2 separate regions of the Mus musculus genome follow, and region 2 is linked to region 1. Evidence: chromatin loops called from intact Hi-C (ENCODE). Cell type or tissue: heart. All regions are shown on one strand.

Region 1 (8,000 bases):
CAGCGACGGCAGTAAAGCATCGAACATACAAAGCTATGTTAACAACAGCAGCCCCGTGACTGGCTGTGATTCATGAAAACAGCCCTCACAGGCTCACACCAGGCTCACTGAATGCTTGATTAGCAGCGGGTGACCAAATCAGGAAAGGTTTGGAGGTATTGCTTGTTCAGTGCCTCCTGCAGGTGATCAGGAATGTATGCTCCCAGCTACTGCTCGGTGCCATGCCTGCCTGTCTGCAGCCTACCACACTCCCCAGCTACCCTGACCAGCATGATGACAATGCTTACCCTCTGACACTGTAAGCAAGCCCCCATTTAAAGTGCTTTCTTCTATAAGCTGCCTTGGTCATGCTGTGTAGTCACAGCAATAGAACAGTACTAAGACACTGGCCCATGACTAACTCTTGAAAATAAATAAGCCCAGAACATAATGTTGGGCTCCAGGCGTTAAAGAAGTCTTATTTAGCAGCCTAAGACAGGAGAAGGATATTTTATTTGCACCTAAAAAAATTGCTTTTAACTTGCCTGACTGATAAGTTTTGATTCACATTGGCCAGCCTGACACAAATGAGCTTGAACTTTTTAAAATCATAAATCAATTGTAGATCAAGTGTGTAGTGGCTATTCCTGGTTGTCAACTTGACAATATTTGGAATAAACTACAATCCGGAATTGGAAGGCTCAGCAGTGACCCTTATCTGGAGGCTTGGAGATCCTTATCTGGATCTTGGTTTGAAGATCTTGAGCCATAGTGGCTATGGATTCCAGAAGATTGAATCTCCGAGTTTAAGGAACACACCTTTAATCTGGGCTCCACCTTCTGCTGGAGACAATATAAGGACATTGGAAGAAGGGAGTCTAGCTCTTGCTCTTGCTCCTTCGCCTGCTTGCTGCGTGAGACTGAGTAACTGCTAGATCCTTGGACTTCCATTCACAGCTGCGACTGAACCATTGTTGGGAATTGGGCTGCCGACTGTAAGTCATCAATAAATTCCTTTACTATCTAGAGACTGTCCATAAGTTTTGTGACTCTAGAGAACCCTGACTAATACAAAGTGGTTTTTTTTTTTTTTTAGATTAGCCACATTTTTAGATTAATAAAAATCAACATCAGTCCTGTATTGCACAGTGATATCTGGGTTAACAATGAAGTCTCAGAGACAACATGGCTGTCCTCGTGTCATAGGGAACACATTATTCATGCTCACGGTGAAGCTGGGGAAAGCAGACTACTGCATTGCCAATCATATAATCATGAACGCAACACGTGCTTTTACATCTAGTACTGAATATCCACTAAGAAGAAGTAATACAATCCTCGGTTCCTGTATTTATTATACTATCATACTGTATTCTTTTAAAAAATCATGATTTTAGGGCACACTTTTTTTATTGTTGTGGCTGTTGGTTTGTTTGTTTTTTGAAGCAGGGTCTCACTTGAACTTATATGGCTGAGGAAGACCCTGAATTCCCCGATCTTCCTGTCTCTACCTCCCAACTACCAGGACCAGTCCTTCAGGGGCTTCAGAAAAGGCTTTGTTGTCACAGGCAAGGAGGCTGCAGCTGTGTCCTGCTCCCGAAACACCTCCCCATGAGCAAGGTGTGTAAACTGATCCTGGCTCTCGGGTAGTAAGTGTGCTTATGTCTGAGTTTTAAAGAAAAAGTTGGAAAAGGAAAATACGAGAATAAGAGTAGATTAAATTTAAAAAGCTTATGTAATAAGGACATATAGAAAGAAAAGTTTTATATGGTATATGGTGTATTTGTTTTTTAGGCTATTATAACAAGAATCAAAACATTGAAAAACAAAACACAAGGCCCTTAAAACGACTTCTCCAGTTCCTCTCAGCACGACGTCCAATCCAGGAACAGGTTTCTTCTTTCACTGGATCTTTTTTGCATGTGTTGATAAACAAATACGATTACATTACAACTGCTGCGGCATTTACTATACTAGCACGTGGACTGCACTATATTAGGTGATTTTTTTAGCCTATGAGCAACAGGCAATACTGTATAGATGTGTAGAAGGTTTTACCATCTAGGTTTGTTTAAGTATACTCTATAAGGATCACCCAGGAACGAAAAAGCATTGCCGCACTTCAGAACTATTAGCCATGGCTACTCCACTTGGTACCCTCTCCCCCTTTTAGTTAAACAATAACAATTCCTAAAGTAACTTGTTTTCTAGATCCTTACCCACTGTGCCCTATGGACCCCAGTCATGTCTGACCAGGAAAGCTGCTTATCTATCACATGACATCCTAACCACTTACCTTATCTCCAAAGCTTCCCCTAGCAACAACCTGCCCAAAAGGGACAATGCTCAGTGGCCTTCCCTTTCTTTTTTGTGCCCTATAAGCCCTTGGGTTCTGATTCTTACACCAGAGCCCCGCTTTGCTGGTGCTGTTTTAAAGCCCACGCTATCTTAGAGCCCCGGGGTTCCTTTCTTGAGGTTCCTACATGAATGCCCACCCCCTCAAGCCATGCATGACTGTAGGGAGCATTCCTCCAAAGCACAGAACTAGATAGGCACAAGGGGAACAAAACAGCATTAAAACCCCAGAAGTAATCCAACTAGAAATTGTAGACCGGTAACTTCTGGAATCAAAATTCCTTATCAAAATGGAACCGTGTGATGACAAAATATGGAAACAGGCCTCACCTAAATCCAAGGATACCCGTGTTAGCCATCACATACGCCAAACCAAGGATGCCGCTTCCCATGATGGCGTTCATCACGTTAAAGACGGAGAGACCAAAGGAAGCACCGGAGGATCCCTGCCTGTGAGGTTCCTGGAAACACACCATTTACCCACATTAAATGCCTGAGGAAGGAAGTTAAAGTGTGCTGAGCCATTCTACACACTTGAGGAATCGTGTGAACACTAATTAACCAGGACGTGGCTAGTTCTTTCGCCCATGTAACACAGGCTAGTCTCATTGGAGAAGAGGGGATCTCAATTGGGAGAATGCCCTAAAGAGACTGGCCAAGACACGGCCTGTTTTAGGTGGGGGCATCCCTGAGCAGGCAGGCCTTCCTGGGGATGAAGGAGAGCAAACTGAGCAAGCCAGTAGGGGCAAGTCAATATTTCCTCCGGGTCTCCCGTTTCAGTTTCTGCCTCCAGATTCCTGCCCTGACTTTCCTTCAAGACGGACTGTAGCTGTAAGATGAAATAAGCCCTTCCCTTCCCAAGTTGCTTTCCGTCATAGGAGTTATTACCCCAAGGAAAAGCACATTTGGACATAACACTTGTTCCTTTCCCTCCGTTCTGACCTATTGGTGCAACTCAAGGAAACGAGTCTTCCAGGAAAATTACTTCCTCCCATGCAGGGCCCAGCTGGCTTCAGTGGGAGCCACAGCCTTGTGACTTCAAGAGATCAAGATAGGGTGGAGACAGAGGAGGAACGGGCCTCAGTCACGTGCTTCCTGAAGAATCCCAGTGTCAGCATGGAACTTCTGTCCCTAACTCTTCTTCCTCAAGTACGAGGACCGCAATAAACTAACCTTTTGTTTATATGCCTAATGAATTAAGTCGATTAGCAGGAATATCTTACAGGGACAACATAAACCAAACCATCAGCTGTTACAGTCCAGGGATTCATAAAAAGTGGAGTGGCAGGACTGGAAAGCAGCTCTGAGTTAGGGAGTTTTTCTAGCATGCCCAAGGCCCTCCTAGGCTGGACATTCAAGACCGAAGAGGCTCCGGGGCCCCCGGGCACACACAGCCCACTACACCGGCTTTAGGTTAAGGACGAGCAATGTGCACATTACCAGAGACCTCTCCTCATCTTCACTTACAGGGACTTGAGTATTAAAGTGCCTATAGCTCATCTTTCCCTTGGCCCCATGATTAAATCCAGAAAAGAAACATCGTGTGATGTTCTTGCAAGACCTCACAAGGCTAGAGGAGACAGAGGCGACAATGACACAAAGCAATGGTGAGTCACAAAACCGAGGCTCATCCCGCTGGTGTTCCAAGCCTCTCACTATTGACTGAGTGCTCCATGCTGCTGCCACATTCCAAACTCGCCTGGGGTCAGTGGTTCGGGCCCCACCCCAGGGTCAGTCCCCTGCAGTCCAAGGCTCCTCTTGCAAGCCCTGAAAGATACCGAAGCGCACAGGAACCCAGCGCAGCCAGTAAAGCCCACTTACGTTGCTTAGCAACGGACTCCACTCGTCTGCAGCCACCGCCTCCTCTGGCTGCTGGGCAGAGACGTACCAGCCTGGCTCCGCTTGGATGCTGTGCCGGGACGCCTGCATGGTGCTCCGCGACCGACTGCTAAGTAAATCACGGAGCCGCTTCCCCTAACCCCAAGCGCCCCGGCTGAGCGGCTTCAGAGGCGGAGCTACGGGCTTGGCCCTTCCGGGCTCTCGTAGCAAATCGCGGGCCCGGAAGAGAGGTGCGAGTCCACAGGGTCGGACTCTACGCTGCCTTCGCGGCCAGCAGTGATGACGTCACCAGCCTCCGACGCCCTATTTCCGAGCTGCACCAGAGCATGAGGTGAGGGGTTCGGGTCTGAAGCCGGCCTCGGGTGACGCTGGCCCTGGAAAGGTGCAGCTGGTGAGGGGGCAGTAGTGTCCCGGGTGATGTAGAAAACCTGACGGTACCGCGGCGGGACTCGTGCTCTTCTTTCTTGCCCAATGAGCGCAAAAAGGCCACCAGGTCATTCATCTCCTTGTCCACCGGCCGCTAAGCCGAGGCCGGAGCCCTTGGGTAGGGGGCTGGTCAAATGCATGGTGAGGGCTGATGCACCCAGTGGTAGGATTGGATAGCATGAGAAGTGCCGGGATTAGGTTCCCATTACCACAAAAATCTTTTCATAGTTTAAACCACATATTACAGATGGAAAACGGACGCCTACATTTACTTCAAACAACACAGTAAAGCCTTGTCAAAATACTGAAGCTTTTAGTTATAGGCATGGCATATGGCAGTACACTATGATAGACATCCTAACAGTATACTAAGGTCATATGGGAAGGGACAAATCTCATGTATCCAGACCAACCTGGAGGATGACTTTAATTTCTGATCTGCTTTCTGAGTGCCTGCACCACTGTGCCCAGGCTATGTAGTGCTGAAAGCCCATGAATTTGCTTGTGCTTGCTAGGTACACTTCTAGCTAAACTGTATCCCCAGCTTTCAGGTCATTTTTAACCAAGCTTTTGTTTTTTTTTTTGTTTGTTTGTTTGTTTGTTTGTTTTTGAGGTCTGGTCTCAAATGCATCCCAGGCTGGCCTTGAACTTTTAATCCTCCTATTTCCTCATGCTGAGATTACAGGTAGGCACCACCATGCCTGATATTATGTGCTGTTAGGGATGACCCCAGGACCTCATGCGTGCTAGGCAAGCTTTCTACCAGTGAGCTACATTTTAAGACCTTAATGAACGTTTAAGCCTTGCCAAGCCACTTAGCAGCCACATAACTTTGGGTGATTAACTTACCCCTTAGCTTACAAACTTCATAACACAGCTTCTGATACAACAGCCCGTTGAATAAATAAAATAAGATCTCCTAAGAATATCCCAGTAAGTATTACCATTGGTGGCATCACATATAGTGATCATTTCATTTAGAGATGACCCTTAACTCAAATTTCATACTTCCTATTCTATGTGTATTCTGTCGAAATTTGTGAGCAGAGTTCTTTGGGTATAGGGAGATTGCTAGACCACTAATTTTTCTGTTATAGGGGCAAATAGACTGAAAATGCAAATGTATTATTTACCAGGGACAGTGATCATTCTAACCTGCAAGAGAGACTGCCCTCCCTTGCCATCCAAACCTTTTGTCAGCACTTGGCAGGTGACTTGAAAGATAATTTATATTTTCATCCTCAAAAGCCATTGTGAATGTGTTCACATGTAGCTTGATGGTGTTTGGTGTTTTGTTTTGTTATTTTCCCCAGAATCGTATGGAAGCTATTTGGATTCTCAAGAAGACTTTTGCAAGTGGAATGGTGTCACCCCAGTGAATCAATATTGTTGTTTACCCTGGTGCCGAGACTTAGGAAAGCGCCTTCTGTTTTCTTGTTGGGTCAAAGACAAGGACTCTCAACCATGCCAGAAATAGAAGCAAGTGTGAGAGATAGTGAATTATTTTCACCACCCTCTGACGTTCGAGGAATGAGAGAACTTGATAGAACAGCTTTTAAGAAGACAGTGTCCATCCCTGTGCTTAAAGCGAGGAAAGAAGTAGTCAACAGATTGATGCGAGCCCTCAGGAGAGTAGCCCTGCAGCGCCCGGGCATAAAGCGAGTGATTGAGGATCCCAAGGATGAAGACAGTAGGCTGATCATGTTGGACCCCTACAGGATGCTTACTGCTGATTCCTTTGACAAAGCAGAACTCGGAGTTTTAAAAGAACTTGATGTCAGCCCACAGTTATCCCAGTACAACTTGGAACTAACATATGAAAATTTTAAGTCAGAAGAAATTTTGAAAGCTGTGCTTCCTGAAGGTCAAGATGTAACCTCTGGATTCAGCAGGGTTGGGCATATTGCACACCTGAATCTCCGAGATCACCAGCTGCCCTTCAAGCATTTAATTGGTAGGTGGATTACAGTCAGATTCATACTCTAGAAAAAAAGTGACATTCTAGTTTTAGTGCTTAATTTTTTTATTTCAAAATGCTAACTTAAAGAAACAGGGTAAAAAAAAAAAAAGCAGGGTAGTTTAGTTTTTATTTGAAACCAAATCAGAAGCACCTTCCCCCTTTTTGAAAAACATTTTGGAATATCTTCTTTGTAGTCATAGTGTTGGCAGAGACTTTTGGGCCTACACACACACACACACACACATACTCTTACTCTCTCTCTCTCTCTCTCTCTCTCTCTCTCTCTCTCTCTCTCTCCAACCACTTTGTTATATTGAACAAAATCCTTTTGGTCCAAAAAGCCATTAGGCCTTTGGGACATTGGTCAGTACAAGGTTTTGAAATTTGGTGTTTCAGAGTCACATATACAATGCTAGTGACTTAGCTAGTAATTTAGCTAATTAAGCCTCTTCTTTATGGTAAACACTTTAAAACTTTCTTAAGTGCTCCTAGCCTTTTAGAAACTGCTATGTACACCCTACTATTGTAGCTCCAGGGAAACCCACAGCCTTTATTATTTGGATAGAAGGATAATCAAAATCACATTTTATATAAATACTTGGTATACATGCATTCTGTAGGTTACTCTTTTTAATACAGTAATTTTCAAAACATGTGGGAATTATTCCCAGCTTTAAAATGTAGCATTCAGTATTTTGCATCGATTGGACTTGATAATGCCCTTCTGCTTCCTCTCTCTTCATTGACAAAAGACATTAATACTGCACAGTGGGGACTCAGCTCAGGGTCATATGTGGGCTTTCATATAATACCCTAACTTAAAACTATGTTTCTCCTAAAATGGTGGTGGTGCATAAGGGTTAAAAGTGAAACATTTCTGGCTGGGGACATAGCTCAGCTGCCATACCAAGTCCAAAGCCCTACGGCTTTCCTATGGAATTATAGAAATGCTTTTAATGTTTTAAAATTTTATTTAAAACTAACTTTTATGTCTTAGAAGTAAGTGAAAGGCAACCCATCCATGAATATATGGGACACAAAGTTGGGTGGGTAGGGAAGTCGAGTGCATCTGGGAGGAGTTGGGGGAACAGGTTCATAGCTTCAAAAAGTTTTAATTGAGTTCAGATATGATAAGTAGAACACAATAAGGCAGCCATTGATTATTTTACATATTCTGAATTCTGATAATCTCATTGTATTTCATCAAATTTATATTCAGTACATTTTTCTAACTTAAAGATGAAGTTCTTTCTTTATGAAATGAGAACATAGATCTCTATAAAATTTCCAAGTGTTGACAAAAAGATAGAGACTTAATTAAAGATTTTAACAGTAAGTCATTTCTGATGTATATTATTGTCTTTGTAGCCTTTCTGCTAGGATAAATGTTTGACTAAATGACCAATTTAAGTAGAAGAACATTTTTAATTTAGGTCAGCCT
Region 2 (8,000 bases), 160 kb after region 1:
GAGAGAGAGATGATAAAGTCTTACCCCAACCCAAATCAGATTATTAACAGGGCCCTGAGATTTGTAAATAAATAGACATCCCAGATGATTCTTTAGTATCAAGAGTCAAGTCTGGGAATCAAGACTTGGAAATTTTATAGAGTATACAAGAAAAATTGCAAAAATATCAATTACTAAAGATCAATAACTAATAAATGACTGTTGAGCCTTGCTTTTTTGTCTTTGAAAGTAGACTTAGCACATTTAAAACTTGAGCCAAACTGTTACTATATCCAAGCTTAATTCTCATTATTCTCACTCCATATACCATCTTAGGTTCTATTTGCTAAGTAAGTTAGGAAGCAAATTGACAGACTGACTCCTAAAACCATTTTTATTACGTATGTGTACTTACTTGGAGAAAGAGTGTGTCTCTGAGATCAGAGGACAACTTGCAGGAGCTGGGTTTTCTCCTCCCACTAAAAAGGTCCCAGGGATTAAACTCAAGCTAACCATATTGCAGGCCCCAAAAAATTAGTGTTTCACTTAGGATACTGGCAATATCTTTTCATACATGAGAGTAAATTAACTCTTAAATTTACTTGAACTCTCCCTCAAGTAATCCCTCACAATGTATGACAAATTTTCACTAAGTTTACACCTTAAATGGCCAATCTAGAATTGAGAGTCAAGAGGGCTATCATAATATTTGTGAGATATACTTCATGCTTCCTTTTCAAAAAGTTATAAGAAAACTAATTCTATTTCTGTTTATACTTATAAAGAGCTAGGCAATTAATATGCTATCATTTCTGGCTCTTACAGATAAAATTTTCATCTTAACAAATAATCCTTAAGGTTTAACATACAATTTCCTGTTATCCGTTTGGATGTTAGGGCACAAATTTGACAATAAAACTTCCTAGAAAAGAAGTACTAGAAGGTGTCAATAAAGACAAAACCCTATGAAAGAAACTCTGATACCAAAGTTCCCTCCCAGACAGCCTAGGCTACTAGCTAGTTCAAGGCCAACTTGAGTTACAAAGCAAAATTCTGTCTCAAAAAAAGAAAAAGGAAAGAAAGTGTGGAGAGGAGATCTGGAGAGCCAGCTCAGTGGGTGAGAACACTTGCTGTGCAAACAGAAGGTCCTGAGCTCAGATACTTGTACCCACACAAAAAGCTGCACATGGCCTCAAGTGCCAGTAACCCCAGCACGATGAGAGCAAGTGTGGGAAAGTTTGTGCGGCTGAAATTCTCAATGAAGCCTCCTCCCTGACCAGAGAACTCACGGAGGATACCCACACGTTTTCGAGCAACCCCCAAGGATGAGTGCCTTCTGTTCTGCCCAATCAAGGTGCTGTTTCCTAATGTGTACATCTCTATATATTACTCAAAATAAATAAACACCACTTACTAATTATTCTCACCAACAAATACATCAGTGAAATATAAATATGATAAAACTCAATACACCTAATCATTTTGATTTAACACAGAGGACAGAGAAACACAGTAGACAAAGCCAAAGAGACTATTCAGTAAGCAAAAAATCCAGACTCTTAGGCAGGAAAACTCCATCACTACAATAATCCAGTACAAAAGAAAAGAAATGGAACAGCTACATCATAGATGAACAGCTACATCATAGACACACACACACACACACACCACACATGGGGGTTGAGAGGCTTTGGGGCCGGCAAAAAGAATGTTAAAGCCAGAGATGAGAGGGAGTGCCATGGAACAGCCCTCGAGTGCACACCACAGCAACAGCCATCTGCCCTTCAACATTCCATCACAAACACAGAGGGTACCCAGTGGTGAGTGGGGGAGAATGTGTCTCAGTGGTGCAGCTGGTGGAGAATTTGGGATGAAGTTCGAAGGGAATTAAAGGAGGATAGAGTGGGGATGAAGGACGAACATGATCTCAATATTTTTTCAGAGCTAAAATAAGTGACACAGAAATTTTGCAAAACTTTTCTAAAAATCTAACAGTCTGCTAGTCATGGTAGTGCATACCTGAAATTCTAACACTTTTAGTCAGAGAAGAATCTAAAGTTTTAAAGTCAGGCTGGACTAACACTTGATGCCCAGTCTTAACAAGCACCTAATTATATACCAGCAGTATTCCCTCATTGCCACAGTTCATGCATTCCAGTTGACTGCCTTTTCTGGATTTTTAATCTTAAACCATCCAGACACAGTTACGCTGTCTAAAGCAAAATAAAAGTTAATTAGGAAAAGAGACCCTGTCGTGGAAAAAAAAAAAAAAGAAAGACCAATTAAGGAAATTAATAATCACATTATGACAATTATATATATAGCTCATTGTGCAAATTTCTGCCTGAAGACCTTGTCTACCACATTGTACTTTACCTTTTCCTTCCGGAGGAAGACTGAGCCTATAGGAATATTGTGCTCACAACTTTATAGTACCTTTAGTCTCAGACTATCTTTTACTTAAACCACTTCTCCATAAAAAACTGACAAACACTTTAACCAAAACTCTGCATTTATTCTTCAAAACATTTATACAAAAAAATCACTCGCCATCCTTTCACCACTGAGCAACCAAAATACACTTACTTCCCAGAGCCACTTCCTGGGATCCATACTCCTACGACCCACAATCCTGAGAAATCTCAGGATCATTTCCGGTGAGGAAGAAACTATACCTGCATAAACTTATCAAGAGATGGCTCACGGTAAGACTCTACAGTGCCTGGAACAAAATGAGCACGCAATAAAAGCCAACCATTATCTAGCTACAAAGTAACTGCCTTAAGTCTGTATTTTCTTCCTTTACATGATTTAAGTCTAACATAACTCATCAGGACACGTATACATACACAGAAGGCTTTCCAACTAGTTCACTCGATCAACAGCAACAGTATACACCCAAAGTAAGTTTTCAGTTCTCTTTTCAATTAAAAAAAAAAAACATTTATTAAGAAATTAAAGATTCTAATCCCTCACGCTTTCAGCCAGACATCTGTCTGGAGTCTAGCTAACAACACATAGCTGGAAAAATTCGAGATTTTCACTGGCTGGAAAGGTGGATGAGGGTCAACCTGCCAAACTTCTGCTTGCCACAATCAAAACTCCAGTTTCAAAGTAGGCCAGAAAAGATAGGGGCGAGCGGCTACGAACCTTTTAAAGGATCGACGCTCCCTTTTTGCATCCCCCTCCCCCACTGTTTAGACGAACCACACCCTTTATTACCCCCCAGCGGCCTCCTGGCATCTCCCAGGGCTGTCCTCCCACCCCAGGAATCCACGGTCGCCAGACTCACAGAGTGTGTCCGCACACGTTCACCATCAGCTTCAAAGAAGGGTTCCGGTACTTGGTGGTCTTACACCTGGGGCAGCCCTGGTCGTCCATGGCGTCTCTTCGGCTTTGGATTTTTTTTTTTCCTCCACACGGATTTCAGCCACTGCCACCTACAAGAACCCCCAGACCAGATGTCAACTAAGCTGCTACCAACAGGCACTTGGCCGGAATGGTCCTTCGCGAAAGAGCACCGGCTGGAAGCCAGGCGCTGCAAAACAAACGTTCCGGGAGCGAGTTCTCCGTTCCAGCCGCTACAGTTCCAACCTAACCTTAGGTGAATCAGTTCAGTATCTTGGGATGGGAGAACGGATGCTTTTAAATTACACACCTCTTGCCTAATTACATTTTACAAGGAACCATATCATATCAAAAAGATAAATTCTTGTTTCGTTTGGAAACATCCACATGATTTCAAAGATTTATGCTGGTATGAAGTCAATAACACAAACTAGTAGTCTCTTTTAGAAAATTGGACAGTCTGTACTGTAGATGTCTTCATAGTTGTGTAATCAGAACATAATTTGATTCACATATATGAAGATTAGAATAATGCTAAGTGTAGTGGCTCACACCTATAATACCAGCACTAGGAAGGCTGAAGCAGGAACCAGCCATGAGTTGGATCTAGGCTCCATACTGAATTCTGTACAGCCTGGGCTACCTAAGGAGACACTGTCTCCAAAATAAATAAATATATAACAAAAAAAAATAAAAACAAAATAAAAAACAAGATAAATTGTTTACATTCATAAAAATTATCTAAATGCAATTCTTTGTACAAATTCTTACTAAATGTCAGAATACTTCTATAAATAATATCTAGTACCTGTTCCTACACAAAGGCCTTCCCCTCAAGACTGCCAGGCAAGCTGAATTGTACAACCTAACTCTCATATGTCTTGCCCCCAATAAAAGACCTCATTTATTTTCCAAAATGTTAAATAAAAGGTTATTTTATAAAGCAATTCGAGCAGGGCAGTGGTGGCATACACCTTTAATCTCAGTATTCAAGAGGCAGGAACAGGTGGATCGCTGAGTTCCAGCCAGTCTGGTCTGCAGAGCAAGTCCCAGGACAGCCAGGGCTACACTCAGAGAAACCCTGTCTCCAAAAACAAATTTAAAAAAAGAAAGAAAGAAAGAAAGAAAGAAAGAAAGAAAGAGAGAGAGAGAAAGGAGAGAGAGAGAGAAAGAAAGAAAGAGAGAGAGAGAAAGGAGAGAGAGAGAGAAAGAAAGAAAGAGAGAGAGAGAAAGGAGAGAGAGAGAGAGAAAGAAAGAAAGAAAGAAAGAAAGAAAGAAAGAAAGAAAGAAAGAAAGAGAGAGAGAAAAAGGCACACAACTTTATTTCAGCAATCCCAAAACTCTGAGGACCTGATTCTCTCTGGGAATTGTAAGCCACATTTATTGTATTAACAAGAATACAGAAGTCTTTTTTGTTTATTTTGTTTTTTGAGACAGGGTGACAGCACTTCTCTGTGTAACCCTGCCTGTCTTGGATTTGCTTTGTAGACCAGGCTGGCCTCAAACTCATTGAGATCCGCCTGCTTCTGCTTCCCAGGTGCTGGGATCAAAGGTGAGGGCCACCACGCCTAGCCAAATAGATGCCTTAGAAAGGTCTATTAGATAATGAATTATTCTTACGGTAAGGGACAAGTCTTCTCCACCTCTGAGATAAGGATTTATTGATACTTAACAAAGGCTTAATGGAGACTAAATGAATTCATAAAAAGGCCATCAAATAACAGTGAAATGTGGACATTTTTAATGCCAAGCATTTTTGTAATCACCTCCATCTAACTGAAATTCTGTCTGAAGTAAACTTGTAGACAGGTTGCCTTGGTTTGGTTTGCTTGTTGGTATGAGGTGTGGTTCATTTTTTAATATTTTTATTCTAAGTAGTGTGTGTGTGTGCGTGCTCATGTGCTGCAGCATGCCTGTGGTGGCCACAGCACAGCTTACAGGAGTTAGCTCCCTACCGTGTGAGTCCTGTAGAGGAACTCAGATCATTGGGCTTGGTGACAGGTGCCTTTCCTTGCTATGCCGTGTCACCAGTCCTGTTCCATGTTTTGTTTTAATATTATTTTATTACTTACTTGAGAATTCCACACAATTTATTTTGATCATATTCAGTGCTCTTCCACAACTACTAGGTCCACGCTCAGCCACTCCCTTCCTACCCACCCAACATCATCTTGTTCTCTCTTCTCTCTCTCTCTCTCTCTCTCTCTCTCCCCTCTCTCCTCTCTCTCTCTCCTCTCTCTCTCCTCTCTCTCTCCTCTCTCTCTCCTCTCTCTCTCTCCTCTCTCTCTCTACTCTCTCTCTCTCCTCTCTCTCTCTCCTCTCTCTCTCCTCTCTCTCTCCTCTCTCTCTCTCCTCTCTCTCTCTCTCTCTCCTCTCTCTCTCCTCTCTCTCTCCTCTCTCTTCCTCTGTGTGCCTCTTTCTCCTCTCTTTCCCTCTTTGTTGTCTCTCTCTTTATGCCCCCCTTCCCATCCAGGTCCATTTGTGTTGGCCAACTACTCTTAGGTTTGGGGCCTACCCTGGAAGAGATAGTGACCACTCCACATAAGAAAAGTGAGCTTTCCTTTCCTGGAAGTTACCAGATGTCAATAGTTCCTCAGCTAATGATGGATGTGGTGTAATATGTAACGGACTATGTGATCACTCCTGTTTTATGACTTGTTTTTTTTTTTTCTTCAAGCTCTCACACTCACCTGGACTCACTGTGTAGTCCAGGCTGACCTCTAACTCGAGGCAGTCCTCCTATCTCAGTATCCAGTGTGCTGGGATCCCAAGTATGAGGCACCATACTTGTCTCAATCAAGTTTTTCCAAATTATCCCAGGACTTGAATACCAGTTGTATCCATTCTCAGTCATTTTACCTCTTTACAGAACTTTCCCCCTTCAATAAAAACATAAAGGAAACAGCTCCACCTCTTAAAACCTGGACACAGTAGACATCCCTGGTTAGGGTTTCCATATGTTATGGAGGGAAAGCATGACAAACAGCTACATATCACATTCCAGAGGAAGCAGGCCATGATGGCTCAAGGCTTGACACCAGTATATAAGGATCAGTGACTCACTTTATAAACTCTATTATCTCCTTGATCATAATGCTGTCCACCTATCAAAGTTAATCAAATCCAAGCTCACTAAAGGAAAAAAACATGAAAAGCCTTACTGACCTAGAGGCCTGTCACGTTGCACTTATTGATTTTAAAAGGCCTTAGTAAACTTATCACTAGATGTGAACCTCTACAAAAATAAATGTAATTTTATTTTTAGGGTCTTTATGTTTTAAAAGAGTGGAAAGCTTCTGGTGAATAAGTGTGTTCCCTGAGCCAAGACAGACACAGACAGACAGACAGACACAGACAGACAGACAATGTAGTCAATAATATGTTCAGACGTCGTCCACTCAGCTGCCGGTTAACACCAGAACTGTCTTTGAAAAAGAGAACTCCTCACCACACTTTAAACTGAATTGCTCTTCTTTCCCCTCGAGCCTTAAGATCAAAGAGAAGAAAACACTAAAACATGCAGGAGGAAACTGCCAGAAACTCTCCCATGTGCCATGCAGCCAATTGCTATTGGAGAAGCCCAGTGACAACAGGAGAAGCTCACTGTCAACAAATGGCTTGAAACTGTCAGATACTCTGTGCTCTGAGAGTTACATGCAGTAGAAAATACCGTTTATACATCTGAGCCACAGCGCTAAGAAAACTGGGTGGAATAATGGCATCGCTACTTACCACTTACATGATGATTCAAGCATTGGGTTTCCCAATAATAGATTAAAATAATACTTGTACAGTCTGAATGAAAATGCTTAACACTGCCGGGCGGTGGCGGCACACGCCTTTAATCCCAGCACTCGGGATGCAGAGGCAGGCGGATTTTCTGAGTTCGAGGCCAGCCTGGTCTACAGAGTGAGTTCCAGGACAGTCAAGGCTATACAGAGAAACCCTGTCTCAAAAAAAAAAAAAAAAGAAAAGAAAAAAGAAAGAAAGAAAAGAAGAAAATAATTTTTCTCAAAGCAGATAACTGTACTTGAGCCTAATTTTTTTTTAGCCCTAACCTCCGTTTCCTTTATACATTATAACAGGTGTGTAGCACATACCTTTAGTCCCAGCACTCACTTGGGAAGCAGAGGCAGGCAGAACTCTGAGTTTGAGGCCAGCCTGGTCTACAGAATGGGTTCCAGGACAGCCAGGACTACACAGAGAAACTCTGTCTCAGCAAAACAAAAATGATGAAGACGGTGGTGGTGGGGATGATGATGATGGTGATGATAACAATGATGATAGTGGTGGAACTTTATAACTTGGGCTTTCCTAGTGGGTTCACAGCACTGCCTTGTACAAAACAGAGGCTCTGAAATGTGCGCCATCATCACTGATAGAGCTCTGACAAAAAAGTATTGAGAGTACCAGATAAACTCCATGTGTGTTGGAAAAGAAAAAAGAAAAATAACAACAAACTATCAAGCTTCCTGCCTCCGAAAACTACCTGAACCAATTAAGTACATTCTTGCTCTTAAAAAAATCTGCTGTTCCAAACTAGCAAAGAAACTACTCCCAAGGCAGTGGTTTTTAAATGTAAACTTTCCTCCTTGCCCCAGGGCTATAGACTTATCAGGCCTTCCTTTTCAGAAGGGGCAGAACCTGCTACTTTGTCCCTTTGCTAGAGATAA

The links. A loop is a pair of places that touch in the nucleus more often than their neighbours do. Peaks named below come from ENCODE experiments on the same cell type or tissue, not always from the same donor. Only the 100,000 strongest peaks of a DNase experiment are listed, where the experiment ranks them.
Region 2: it touches region 1 in a loop (4-fold over the local background); 10 of 42 quality-filtered maps call a loop at or near these places.

Annotation. Positions count from the first base shown.
Region 1 is chr12:73,283,188-73,291,187 of GRCm38, reverse strand. Trmt5 (TRM5 tRNA methyltransferase 5) reads left to right here and starts at 4,477. Exons shown (of 5, transcript NM_029580.3): 1 at 4,477-4,504; 2 at 5,913-6,553. The coding sequence starts at 4,500. It overlaps Slc38a6 (solute carrier family 38, member 6), which reads right to left and starts at 4,340. Exons shown (of 16, transcript NM_001037717.3): 1 at 4,156-4,340; 2 at 2,665-2,795. The coding sequence starts at 4,263. In heart, no CTCF peak of the experiment used is centred here; DNase peaks (open chromatin) are centred at 3,377 and 4,347; H3K4me3 peaks cover 2,330 bases; H3K27ac peaks cover 2,091 bases.
Region 2 is chr12:73,119,198-73,127,197 of GRCm38, reverse strand. It overlaps Mnat1 (menage a trois 1), which reads right to left and starts at 3,481. Exons shown (of 8, transcript NM_008612.2): 1 at 3,272-3,481. The coding sequence starts at 3,360. In heart, no CTCF peak of the experiment used is centred here; a DNase peak (open chromatin) is centred at 3,497; H3K4me3 peaks cover 1,633 bases; H3K27ac peaks cover 1,229 bases.